2 separate regions of the Homo sapiens genome follow, and region 1 is linked to region 2. The links are chromatin contacts, found by Hi-C or POLR2A ChIA-PET in ENCODE. All regions are on one chromosome and are shown on one strand. Each heading gives the region's core, a stretch centred on a gene start or an enhancer-like site at or near the end of the contact. The rest is flanking DNA. Distances are from core to core; before and after follow the strand shown. Region 1 overlaps CABLES1 (Cdk5 and Abl enzyme substrate 1). Region 2 has its middle 15 kb from the start of RMC1.

Region 1 (5,678 bases), core at 2,765-5,264, 250 kb after region 2:
GCCAGGATGGTCTCGATCTCCTGACCTCGTGATCTGCCCACCTTGGCCTCTCAAAGTGCTGGGATTACAGGCGTGAGCCACCGTGCCCGGCCGGGACCACTGTTTTCAATGCCACCTAACTCCAGGCCATGGGATTCACCAGATGAAGGGCTCCTTGTGGCCCGCAGCAGGCCCAGGCTGTGTGATGGATGGGGGGTTCTAACCCTGCAGCAGGCAGTTGTGTTTTTTGCAAGGGTGCTCATTCCGCTCATGGAGCGAGAGGTCACTTGAATGCACTGTCGAGCACTTGAATGCCTGGCTGCAGGGAAGCTGTGTGCACAGCTGCGTACAGGGAAAGGAGAAGGTCAGATGGAAGGCACTGTCCACAACACAGATGTCCAGAGATGCAGTTCACAAGGAGGCCCTGCCTGGCCTGCCCTGCTGGAGACAGTCTGGAAGGGCTAGAGTGGGAGTAGACAAATTCCTTCTGAGATAACAGGAAAAGAGAAGACCACAACTTAGTTATCCAGATGAAAAGTCTCCCATATCGACTGCAGAAACACTGATACCTATTTCGCTTTTTTTTTTTTTTTTTGAGACAGGATGGGTGACTCTGTTGCCCAGGATGGAGTACAGTGGCACTCACTGCAACTTCCGCCTCCCGGGTTCAAGCGATTCTCGTGCCTCAGTCTCCCAAGTAGCTGGGACTACAGGTGCACGCCACCACGCCTGGCTATTTTTTTTGTATTTTTTGGTAGAGATGGGGTTTCGCCATGTTGGCTAGGCTGGTCTCCAACTCCTGACCTCAAGTGATCCGCCCACCTCAGCCTCCCAAAGCGTTGGGGTTACAGGCATGAGGCACTACGCCCGGCCCATCCTTTGCTTTGTACAAAAACAAAGTCTTGACTTGTCATGAGAAGAGGGAAGGGGCCTCCATGGAACTGAACTTGGGCCCCATCCTGGCCCACGGTAACAATGCTGTGAAGTGAATGCCCCTCAGGTGGGCTGGGGTATAACGGGAGGGGATGGGAGGTACACACACCTCAAAAACAATCCTGGAGAACAGTGAGGGTCTCAGAGCAGACAGGTTGTTGGTCTGATTCCAACAGAAACAACAGAAAAGGTACTTCCGCTCTAGGGCGGATAAAGCTCCGGCCTCCTTCATTTCCTACTTTCCTGTCTTCAAGTTTCCCCAGGAATTCTTATGAGCAGTTCTAAGCAGATGTGAGCTTGCCGTACACTCGGCCACTGTTCTCTGACCTACTGCCAGCCCTAGTGCTGCCTGCACCCCAGGAGCTAGCTGTAAGACCTGGGGCAGGTATGCAGCCGCTGCAAGCCTTGGTTCCACACCACGCCTGTGAAAGGAAGGAAGGATACAAGGCAATGAGCCACACAGCTCCTTCCAGCGCCAACAGCCACTGCGAAATTAGGCTCTTTTGCTTTGGCCATACTTGTATACCGGCATTCGGGCTCAGCTGGGCACTGGAAAGCAGCTGTTCCGTGCTTGTTAAGGTAATTAAGCAACGGTGGCCCTCGACTAAATCTATCTAACCACCAACAGATGGGCATTTCAGCTGTTCTAGGCATTTAATCCTTTCCCTTAGAGGACAGTAAATCACAAGGAAACTATGGAAATAAACGGGTAGCCTACGCAGCCTGGGGCTGCATTTGTTGCTATTTCTACCCATCGAATTCAAAATACCGAATCCTGGATCAACTCTCCCTCCCACTGAAATGAAAGGGTTTGCACACGGAGAGGAACACAGGAAGAAAAGCTCTCTCTGCTTCAGGTTTACATGGCCATGGGGATTCACTGGGTGGCACAGAGCATGTTCAGTGTCAAATATTTGTCAACTATTTATCTGGTGCTACAGGACTCCTGGAGTAGTGTCTCCATCCACTTGAGATGACACCAGGTGACTGGCCCTGAGATCACCCACACCCAGAGAGTATTTGGATGCACTTCTAAACGCAAGCTGCTGAAACAGTGGCAGTAGAGAATGAGCCAAACTGCGTGGAACGTCATGTTCAAAATCACGAAGTGATTGTCAAAAATCCGAGACAAATACATAGAAAGAGAGCAGATGTTGCAATATCCTGGGTGAAATGTCAAAATCACGAAGCGACTGTCAAAAATCTGAGACAAATACATAGAGAGCAGATGCTGCAAAATCTTGGGTGAAATGTCAAACTCTTGTTTTGTATTAGTTTTTTTTTTTTTTTTTTGAAACGGAGTCTTGGTCTTATCGCCCAGGCCGGGGTACAGTGGCGTGATCTCGGCTCACTGCAACCTCTGCCTCCCGGGTTCAAGCGATTCTCCTGCCTCAGCCTCCTGAGTAACTGGGATTACAGGCACCTGCCACCACACCTGGCTAATTTTTGTATTTTTTAGTAGAGACGGTTTTGCCATGTTGGCCAGAATGGTCTCAAACTCCTGACCTCAGGTGATCCACCCGCCTTGGCCTCCCAAAGTGCTGGGATTACAGGCATGAGCCACCGAGGCCTGTGTTAGTTTTATGAGAAAAAAATGAATTGTAAAAGAGGCTTTAAAGAGGTGAATTGTATGGTGTTGGAATTCTAATAGTGCTGTTAACAACAACAAAAAGACCAAAAAAAAAAAAAAAAAAAAACACCAAACCCACACCCAAAACAACCCTCCCTCCCCCACACAGCACAATCAGGCATTTCAGGCCTTGATGTGAACACTTAACCTAAAGCTGGCAGGATGCTCCTCAGCTACTGCCCAGGCCTGTGCGCCTGAGGGCGCCCTTCAAGCCTCAGGGAAGTGCCACAATAATAGGGAAGTGCGGAGCTACTGTGCTTCTAATGTGATGTGACATTTTCTTAAAGAGGCCCCCTCCTCAGAACTGAATAAGCCTCAGGCACCTTGAAACCTGAGGCCATGGAAAGGGTCTTGCATTAGCTTCCCAACAAATCCACCCTGCAGACAGGTAACAAGTGCCTAAATCATCCAGGTAACTTTTAATGGAAATAGATATATATATAGTTCTATATTCTATATAAATTATAATAAATATATGAGTATGTTATTAAATTATAACTTATCTATATTTATAAATATATATTTATACTGTATGTATATTGGGGGACAGGCAGAATCTAATCACCTACCTCATGGAAGGCTGAATTAGTCTTTCTTTCATTGAGTCAATTACTTCCCACTGCTCAGCATCTCATGCTGTACTGAAAAATTAAGTTCTATGATACATTCCCCCAACACTGGGGAGATGTAGGGGTAGAGGGAGGGCTTTCTCTACAAGTACTTAGATTTTAATATTCGGTAAATAAAAAATAGGCATTTTATCATGGAGATTAATCCAAGAGGTTTCTCTTGAGGTTTACATGCTTATGCATATCATAAACAATGTTAGTCGGTTTTCTTTTTGATGTGAACACAGTGCAAGAGGGATTTCTTACAGAAGAAAAGAATCCAGAAATCCATTCAGGTAACTGAATTTTGTTGGCATTATCTCAGCTCTCCCACTTACTTTCTCCTCTTAATTGCCTTCCACACCCATAAAGAGGGGGAAAAAAACACAAAAACCCACTACCGACCTGGGCTGCCACGTTCTAATGATACATAACCACTCTCTCATGAAGCTTTAATTATATGCCAAGAGGTGCAGAGAGCTGGAAGCATCCGCCCTCCCCTGAGACACACCATCACCCAGCAAGAGTCTGCACGTAGCCAGGTGGCTCAACATTCTCTGTTCTGTGGTCACCTTCTAGAAACTTGAAGACCAAACCACCGGGCCAGCTGCAATTTGTTTTGCACACCTGCCCCAGGAATTTTTTTTTTGAGACAGAGTTTCATTCTCGTCACCCAGGCTGGAGTGCAATAGTGTGATCTCAGCTCACTGCAACTTCTGCCTCCTGGGTTCAAGCGATTCTCCTGCCTCAGCCTCCTGAGTAGCCAGGATTACAGGCGCCTGCCACTACACCTGGCTCATTTTGTTGTATTTTTAGTAAAGATGGTGTTTCACCACGTTGGTCAGGCTGCTCTTGAACTCCTGACCTCAGGTGATCCACCCGCCTCGGCCTTCCAAAGTGCAGGGATTACAGGCGTGAGCCACTGCACCTGGCCCGGAATTTTTTTTTAAGTTCAAAATCTCACCCTTGACCTTCTACAGTAGGTAACAGTGGGAGTGACTTGCATGGATCAAAGTTTAAAAATACAGATATGGGTGCAAGGCTAATTTGAAAAGGGTGCCACTTGCACACTAAATGACAGGCTTCACCTCTGGAAGCTTCCCACTCTAAGACATGTCCTGACTGTGGCGACGAGGGGCCTTTTTATATTACACTTAGGACACACACGCACAAAGATAAACATTCAGCTACATCATGGCTGGTTAATATCACCTACACCAGGACTCAGAAGTCCCACTCCTAGGTATTTACCCCAAGAGAAATTAAAAAGTATTTCCACAGAAAGCCATGCACAAGAACATTCATGGCAGCCGCATGAACAAATATCTATCAACAGGAGGAGGGATAAACAAACTGTACTACATCTTATATCACTGAGCATTTTTATTTTTATTTTTTTGAGACGTAGTTTCGCTTGTCGCCCAGGCTGAAGTGAATAGTGTGATCTCGGCTCACTGCAACCTCCACCTCCCGGGTTTAAGCGATTCTCCTGCCTCAGCCTGCAGGGTAGCTGGGATTACAGGTGCCTGCCACTATGCCCAGCTAATTTTTGTATTTTTAGTAGAGACAGAGTTTCATCACGTTAGCCAGGCTGGTCTTAAACTCTTGACCTCAAGTGATCCCCCCACCTTACCCACCTCGGCCTCCCAAAGTGCTGGGATTTATAGGCGTGATCCACTGCACGTGGCCCACTCAGCAATTAAAAAAAAAAATCTACTGACACACATGACATGGGGAAATCTCACATGTTAAGTTGTATGAAGGAAGATGGACCCCAAAAAGTATATGCCATGATCCTATTCACATGAAGTTTCAGAATAGGTAAAACTAATCTATGGTGACAGAAGTGAGAATAGTAATTGCTTTTGCAGGAAGGGGATGGGAAGAATGGGATGGGGAGGAGAACTTTCTGCAGGGACAGAAATGCTCTATATCTGGATCAGAGCAGTGGTTACAGAATTCATGGAAATGCACACTTCAAACAAACAAGTGCATCTGATTGTCTGTAAATTACTCCTTTTAGCGGCTGCAGCAGGATTTGATGGGTGAAAGGATTAGCTCATCACTTTGAGAGCTGCTTCATTCAGCAGAGGCATCTCAGAGTCTGATTTCCACAGGAACAGGACATCCCAAAACAGGGGAGGACAGTCCCAGGATTTCAGGTGGGCGCCTCTGCTGGGCTGGCCACATTGGACTGCCCTGGGGGCCCGAGGAAGACGGGACAGGCAGCAGGACTCTGGGGCTTTGGAAGCTAATACTAAGGGAGGTGAGCAGCTCTGCATAATTGGCCTGTGACCAACAAGCCTGCTCCTTCCCCAATCACTGAGCATTCCCACCCAGGAGGGAATCTGCCCTCTGTCTGGGCAGAGATCCTCACACTAGCCTAGTGGCCAAATGTGCCCCAGGCCCTCAAAGAGGGCATTCCACAACCTGGCTCAAAGGAGCCAGGGTCTTTGGAGCCAGGGCCTGTTTCAGCGGCAGCTCCCTGTGCCTGGGGCCGAGTCAGTGGGGAGGGAGGGTTTGTCGGC
Region 2 (5,558 bases), core at 1,134-3,633:
TGAAGTCAGATAATGTGATTCCCCCAGTTTTGTTTTGTTTTTTTTTTTTTGCTTAGGCTAGCATTGGCTATTCTGGGTCTTTTATGGTTCCATCTTATTCCATGTCTTGATTGTCCAGCTATTGTATCAGCTAGAATTACATTCACTGAAAGTAACTGCAAGAAATACCAACTCACAGTAACAACCAAACAGGACTTTATTTTTTCTCTAGGAATAAAAAGTCTGCAGGCAATCCATCTAGGCCTGTTACTGAGGTTCTATGATGCCTCAGGGATTCACACTCCTTTCGCTCCCCTTACCCATCTATCCCTATAGTGTGACTTCCACTCATGCTCATCACATCATAATTGCAAAATGGATGCTTGCTTCTCAGACGGGGCCCACAGTCCCCAGGCAGGAAGAAGGGGAAGAGTGAAGGGCAAAAGAACTTTCTAAGAGGCTCTCACCCAGTGACTTCTGTTTCATCTTATTGGCCAAAATTGCGTCTAGTAGCCACCCTAGCTGCAAGGGAGTTTGGGAAATGAAGTTTGTAGGTGAATATATCATGCCCTGTAGAAACTGGAGGTTTTAGTAGGGAAGAAGGTAGAAATGAATATTGGGTTAACAACAAGCAAGCAATGGGCTTTTTTTTTTTTTTTTTTTTTTTTTGAGACGGAGTCTCATTCTGTCGCCCAGGCTGGAGTGCAGTGGTGCAATCTTGGCTTACTGCAAGCTCCACCTCCCGGGTTCACGCCATTCTGCTGCCTCAGCCTCTAGAGTAGCTGGGACTACAGGCGCCTGCCACCAAGCCCAGCTAATTTTTTGTATTTTTAGTAGAGACAGGGTTTCACCGTGTTAGCCAGGATGGTCTTGATCTCCTGACCTTGTGATCCATCTGCCTCGGCCTTCCAGAGTGCTGGGATTACAGGCATGAGCCATTGCGCCCAGCCTTTTTTTTTTTTCTTTTTCATTGCATTTCAGGGTTAGTCATGCCTTTTTTTTCTCCCTCAGACTTTAGTGAGCATCAGAAATGTTATTTCTGGCCGGGTGCGGTGGCTCACACCCAGCACTTTGGGAAGCCAAGATGGGTGGATCACTTGAGGTCAGGAGTTTGAGACCAGCCTGTTCAACATATGAAACCCCATCTCTACTAAAAATATAAAAATTAGCCTGGTGTAGTGGCCCACACCTGTAATCCCAGCTACTCAGGAAGCTGGGGCAGGAGAATCACTTGAACTCAGGAGGCAGAAATTGCAGTGAGCCGAGATCAAGCCATTGCACTCCAGCCTGGGTGACAGAGCAAGACTCCATCTCAAAAAAAAAAAAAAAGAAAGAAAAAAACAGTGCTATTTCTTAGAATTCAGATTCCTAGGCCCTATTCTGGCATCCTTGCTTGGGAGCAAACCCCTCACGTGATTATTTTCAGCCAAACTGACACCTGTTCACAGACAAACACATGAGACCACTAGTTAGTTGTGAAATTCAAACCTGAATATGAACTGTTAATAAACTAAGTCAAGGCCAGGCACGGTGGCTCATGCCTGTAATCCCAGCACTTTGAGAGGCCGAAACGGGCAGATCGCCTGTGGTCAAGAGATCGAGACCATCCTGGCCAACATGGTAAAACCCCGTCTCTACTAAAGATACAAAAATTAGCCGGGTGTGGGGGCGTGCGCCTGTAATCCCAGCTACTCGGGAGGCTGAGGCAGGAGAATCTCTTGAACCCGGGAGGCGGAGCTTGCAGTGAGCCAAGATTGCGCCACTGCACTCCAGTCTGGGCGACAGAGTGAGACTCCGTCTCAAAAAATAATAAATAAATAAACTAAATCAAAATAAAATATTAAAATCAAAATAAAAGATTTTCTCATGAATCCTCAAGTTTTGGCACAGGTGGAACCCGAAAACATTAGAATATGAGAAAACAATTAGCAAATTAATTAAGATCTTCGTTTTCATTAATTGTGAAGGCAGTTCTTTTACCTTTTGTGAAGACATTGGAGAACAAGGCAGCTAGAACCTGAGAAGCCGTGATTCTGTAGAGAGGGAAGCCTGGAGAAGGGAGGCTCACTTTTTTTTTTTTGAGATGGAGTCTTGCCCTGTCGCCCAGACTGGAGTACAATGGTGCCATCTTGACTCACTGCAACCACCGCCTCCTGGATTCAAGTGATTCTCCTGCCTCAGCCTCCCAAGTAGCTGGGATTACAGGCGCCTGCCACCACACCTGGCTAATTTTTTGTATCTTTAGTAGAGACGGCGTTTCACCATGTTGGCCAGGCTGGTCTTGAACTCCTGACCTCGTGATCCACCCGCTTCGGCCTCTCACAGTGCTGGGATTACAGGCATGAGCCACTTCAGCCCGCCGGAAGCTGACATTTGCTGCCGCTTTGTTCCACAATGAACTTGCTGCTTTGAAAGCGGTGACTGAGAGGTTGAGACACTGAGCAGAAAAGGAAAGCTAAGAAGCTGAAAAGCTGTTAAAACTTTTTTTAAGGCAGATTCAGGACTGGGACAGTAAAATCTGGGGTACAGAGCCTGCTAGAGGCAGTCCTGGGGCCCTGGAGGGGACTCTGACCTAGGAACAGGTCAACTAAAATAGGGGGAAACCTTAAGTGCAGCCTCGAGCCAGCTCTACCCTTGATGGATACCTGGCTGCCCTGCCCACTGCTGGGGTTACTGAATCAGCGCTTAGTTCATTAGTTTGTTTTTCTTCTCCTTTCTTAGTTTACTATGAGCCAGTGTTTCCGGAGCCACCAAAAAAGCTCAATATAACTCCTGGTGTTTAAGATAAGCACTTGACATGCTTGTTTTCCTTTTACAGCAGCTTAAAATGTGCGTCTGACAGTTTCTAAAACCTAAAACAACACATAGGCTTTTCTGTTTATTTTTATTCTTATTTTTATTTTAAGTTCCGCTTTTCTGTTTTGCTGAGTTTTGTTTGCTTTAATTTTTGTTTTATAGTCTTTGTTAGACTCTATGACAGATGTCTGAAGGCATATGTAGCCAAATTTGTATAGTGGCTCTCACTACTTGGCATGTTTTCAGGTGGCTTTTACTTTGTTCTTTAAACTTTCTAAAGTCCTTTTTGTTTTAAAATGAGGATGAATAATATTTACAAAGAGCTATTTCTAAAGTATGTATTTGCTGGCAAATCTTGACTACGTATCACTGTTTTGGAACCTGCTTTTTCATTTCAGAAGTGTTTTATGTTTGAATGCATCTTTCTTTCTCTCTTTTCTTTCTTTCTTTCTTTCTTTCTTTCTTTCTTTCTTTCTTTCTTTCTTTCTTTCTTTCTTTTTCTTTCTTTTTTTTTTTTTTGAGACGGAATTTCCCTCTGTGGTCCAGACTGGAGTGCAGTGGTGCGATCTCGGCTCACTGCAACCTCCACCCCCCGGGTTCAAGTGATTCTCCTGCCTCAGCCTCCCAAGTAGCTGGGATTACAGGTGCCTGCCACCATGCCCAGCTAATTTTTGTATTTTTAGTAGAGATGGGGTTTTGCCATGTTGGCCAGGCTGGGCTTGAACTTTTGACCTCAGGTGATCCACACGCCTCGGCCTCCCAAAGTGCTGGTATTACAGGCGTGAGCCACCGTGCCGGGCCTGAATGCATGTTTCTTTCTACATTTGCATTTGCATGTACATATGTATATAACAAGTGTCAGGAGTAATGTATATGGTGATTGTCTTGTACTGTGGGTGATTTCTGCTTTTTTCCCCCTATGGTTTCCAGAAGTTTCAGGAGGGTCTGCAGATGCTGGTAAGACCCCCGCCCCAGTTGGTTTCCAGGTTCTTGACACCTTTTCGAGAAAGAATTCAGGGACAAGTCAGAATGAAGGGAAAGGCAAAAAGCTTTTATTGCAAAGTGATAGTATGCACTGAAGAGAGAAGTGCAGGCATGTTTGTGAGAATGAGTCACACAGAGGGAGTTTGGGTTTCTAATTTTATGGGTGTTTCTTTAATTAGGGGGTGAAATAATCATTAGGTATTTTGGAAGAGGGGGGATTTCAGGGACCCCCCACTGTCCCACACCCCCAGGTACCACCCCCTTTCTCCCTGATTTGGGTTTGCACTGAAGAGTCATGGACATGTCACCCTGTCTCTGTTGCCAAGGCTGGAGTGCAGTGGCGTGATCTCGGCTCACTGCAACCTTTGTCTCCTGGGCTCAGGTGATCCTCCCGAGTAGCTGGACTATAGGCGTATGCCACCATGCCCAGCTATTTTTTTTTTTTTTTTTTTGTATTTTTGGTAGAGAAGGGGTTTCACCATATTGCACAGGCTGGTCTCGAACTCCTGACCTCAGGTGATCTGCCCTCCTCAGCCTCCCACAGTGCTGGGATTACAGTCATGAGCCACCAAACCCAGCCTTCTCCTCCTGATTTTGGGTTTTCTGTTATCCCACAGTTTCTTTGCCTAGCTCTTGTTTAAGCTCTTGTGTGGATTCTTCCATCCTCTTGCGAGCACCCAGTGATCTTCCTATCTCATTCCCCCTTCAGAGATTTCCATCCCTTATTCTTAAGGGTTGATGAGGGAGGAGGTCAGTCATCTGTGTCGTCTTCTTGCTGATTTAAGGGCGCTGGCCCTGCCTACCAAAGGATTGGAAATCTCTGGCTGCTGGTCTAAGGATCCCAGGCTGCATTAGCAGGAGAGTCCCATGCTGAGACAGGAATTGGCTGAAATCCTTGCATCACCATCATCTTTACATGGAGTTGCTGTAACCTAGAAGATATAAACTTTATAAGGAAGTTGAATACGCATGGGCCAAATATTTTTATTATTATTATTTTATTTATTTTTTGAGACAGAGTCTCACTCTGTCACCAGGCTGGAGTGCAGTGGTGTGATCTCGGCTCACTGCAACCTCCGCCTCCCAGGTTCAAGCAATTCTCCTGCCTCAGCCTCCTGAGTACCTGGGACTACAGGCGCGTGCCACCATGCCCAGCCAATTTTTGTATTTTTAGTAGAGACAGGGTTTCACCATATTGGCCAGGATGGTCCCAATCTCTTGACCTCATGATCTGCCCGCCTCAGCCTCCCAAAGTGCTGGGATTACAGGTGTGAGCCATCATGCTCGGCCCAATGGGCCAAATACTAACAATAAGATCACCATTAATGGGCCTAAAAGTGGTAAAACCAGGTAACAGAAAGTAGAGCAGCCTTAACGCATTCCCTTTGGAATCGGCCAAAAGGTTTTCCTTTCCAAAGGTGTGAAGCCCTTTTGCTTGGTCAGCTGTGCCTGAATTCCAAAGTGGGGGAAGGTATGGCGAGGCGTGACTGACTCCCAGCTTCCTGTCATGACCTGAACTAGGTTTTCAGGCTGTTTCGGTTGTTGTTTGGATTCCCTTTGGCCAAGAGAGAGATCCATTCTGTTGGGGGCTTCTAATTTTTTTTTTTTTTTTTTTTTTTTAGTTTATATTTTCTCTTTTTTTGTCAACGCATCCCAGAGGCAGTGTTGATGGCCAAGCTTTCATTCTGGCCCATATTGATGCTGGGGTGGCATGCTACAGGCCCTGGGTCCTTCATGTCCCCTAGTGGGACCCCTATGGCCAAGAGACTTAGAGTCAAAAAAACTTATTGCCAATTAAA

Evidence for each region. Hi-C counts contacts between places; a loop is a spot of excess contacts on that map. ChIA-PET counts read pairs that join two places held with the same protein, here RNA polymerase II (POLR2A). Pooled maps may share reads with other maps.
Region 1: a map of ascending aorta shows a loop between it and region 2 (1.9-fold over the local background). The contact joins two enhancer-like sites. A Hi-C loop is called at or near these places in 1 of 168 maps with a recorded cell type or tissue (ascending aorta), 3 of 37 single-sample maps with no recorded cell type and 7 of 50 pooled maps. POLR2A ChIA-PET finds 5 or more read pairs at or near these places in 3 of 52 experiments (OCI-LY7, PC-3 and activated B cell).

What each region holds. Positions count from the first base shown.
Region 1 is chr18:23,240,400-23,246,077 of GRCh38, reverse strand. The region is part of intron 7 of CABLES1 (Cdk5 and Abl enzyme substrate 1); the gene reads right to left. It also overlaps a transcript of SLC35D4 not described here. Among named protein-coding and RNA genes, the nearest start is that of CABLES1, 110 kb to the right of the region's middle. Within about 2 kb of position 4,014, at least 2 of the 41 ENCODE cell types and tissues checked have a DNase peak (open chromatin) inside an H3K27ac peak, as active enhancers do; they include OCI-LY7, where a contact is called at or near this core.
Region 2 is chr18:23,485,241-23,490,798 of GRCh38, reverse strand. No RefSeq gene overlaps it. Among named protein-coding and RNA genes, the nearest start is that of RMC1, 15 kb to the left of the region's middle. RefSeq lists an enhancer at 2,387-2,556. Within about 2 kb of position 2,383, at least 19 of the 41 ENCODE cell types and tissues checked have a DNase peak (open chromatin) inside an H3K27ac peak, as active enhancers do; they include OCI-LY7, where a contact is called at or near this core.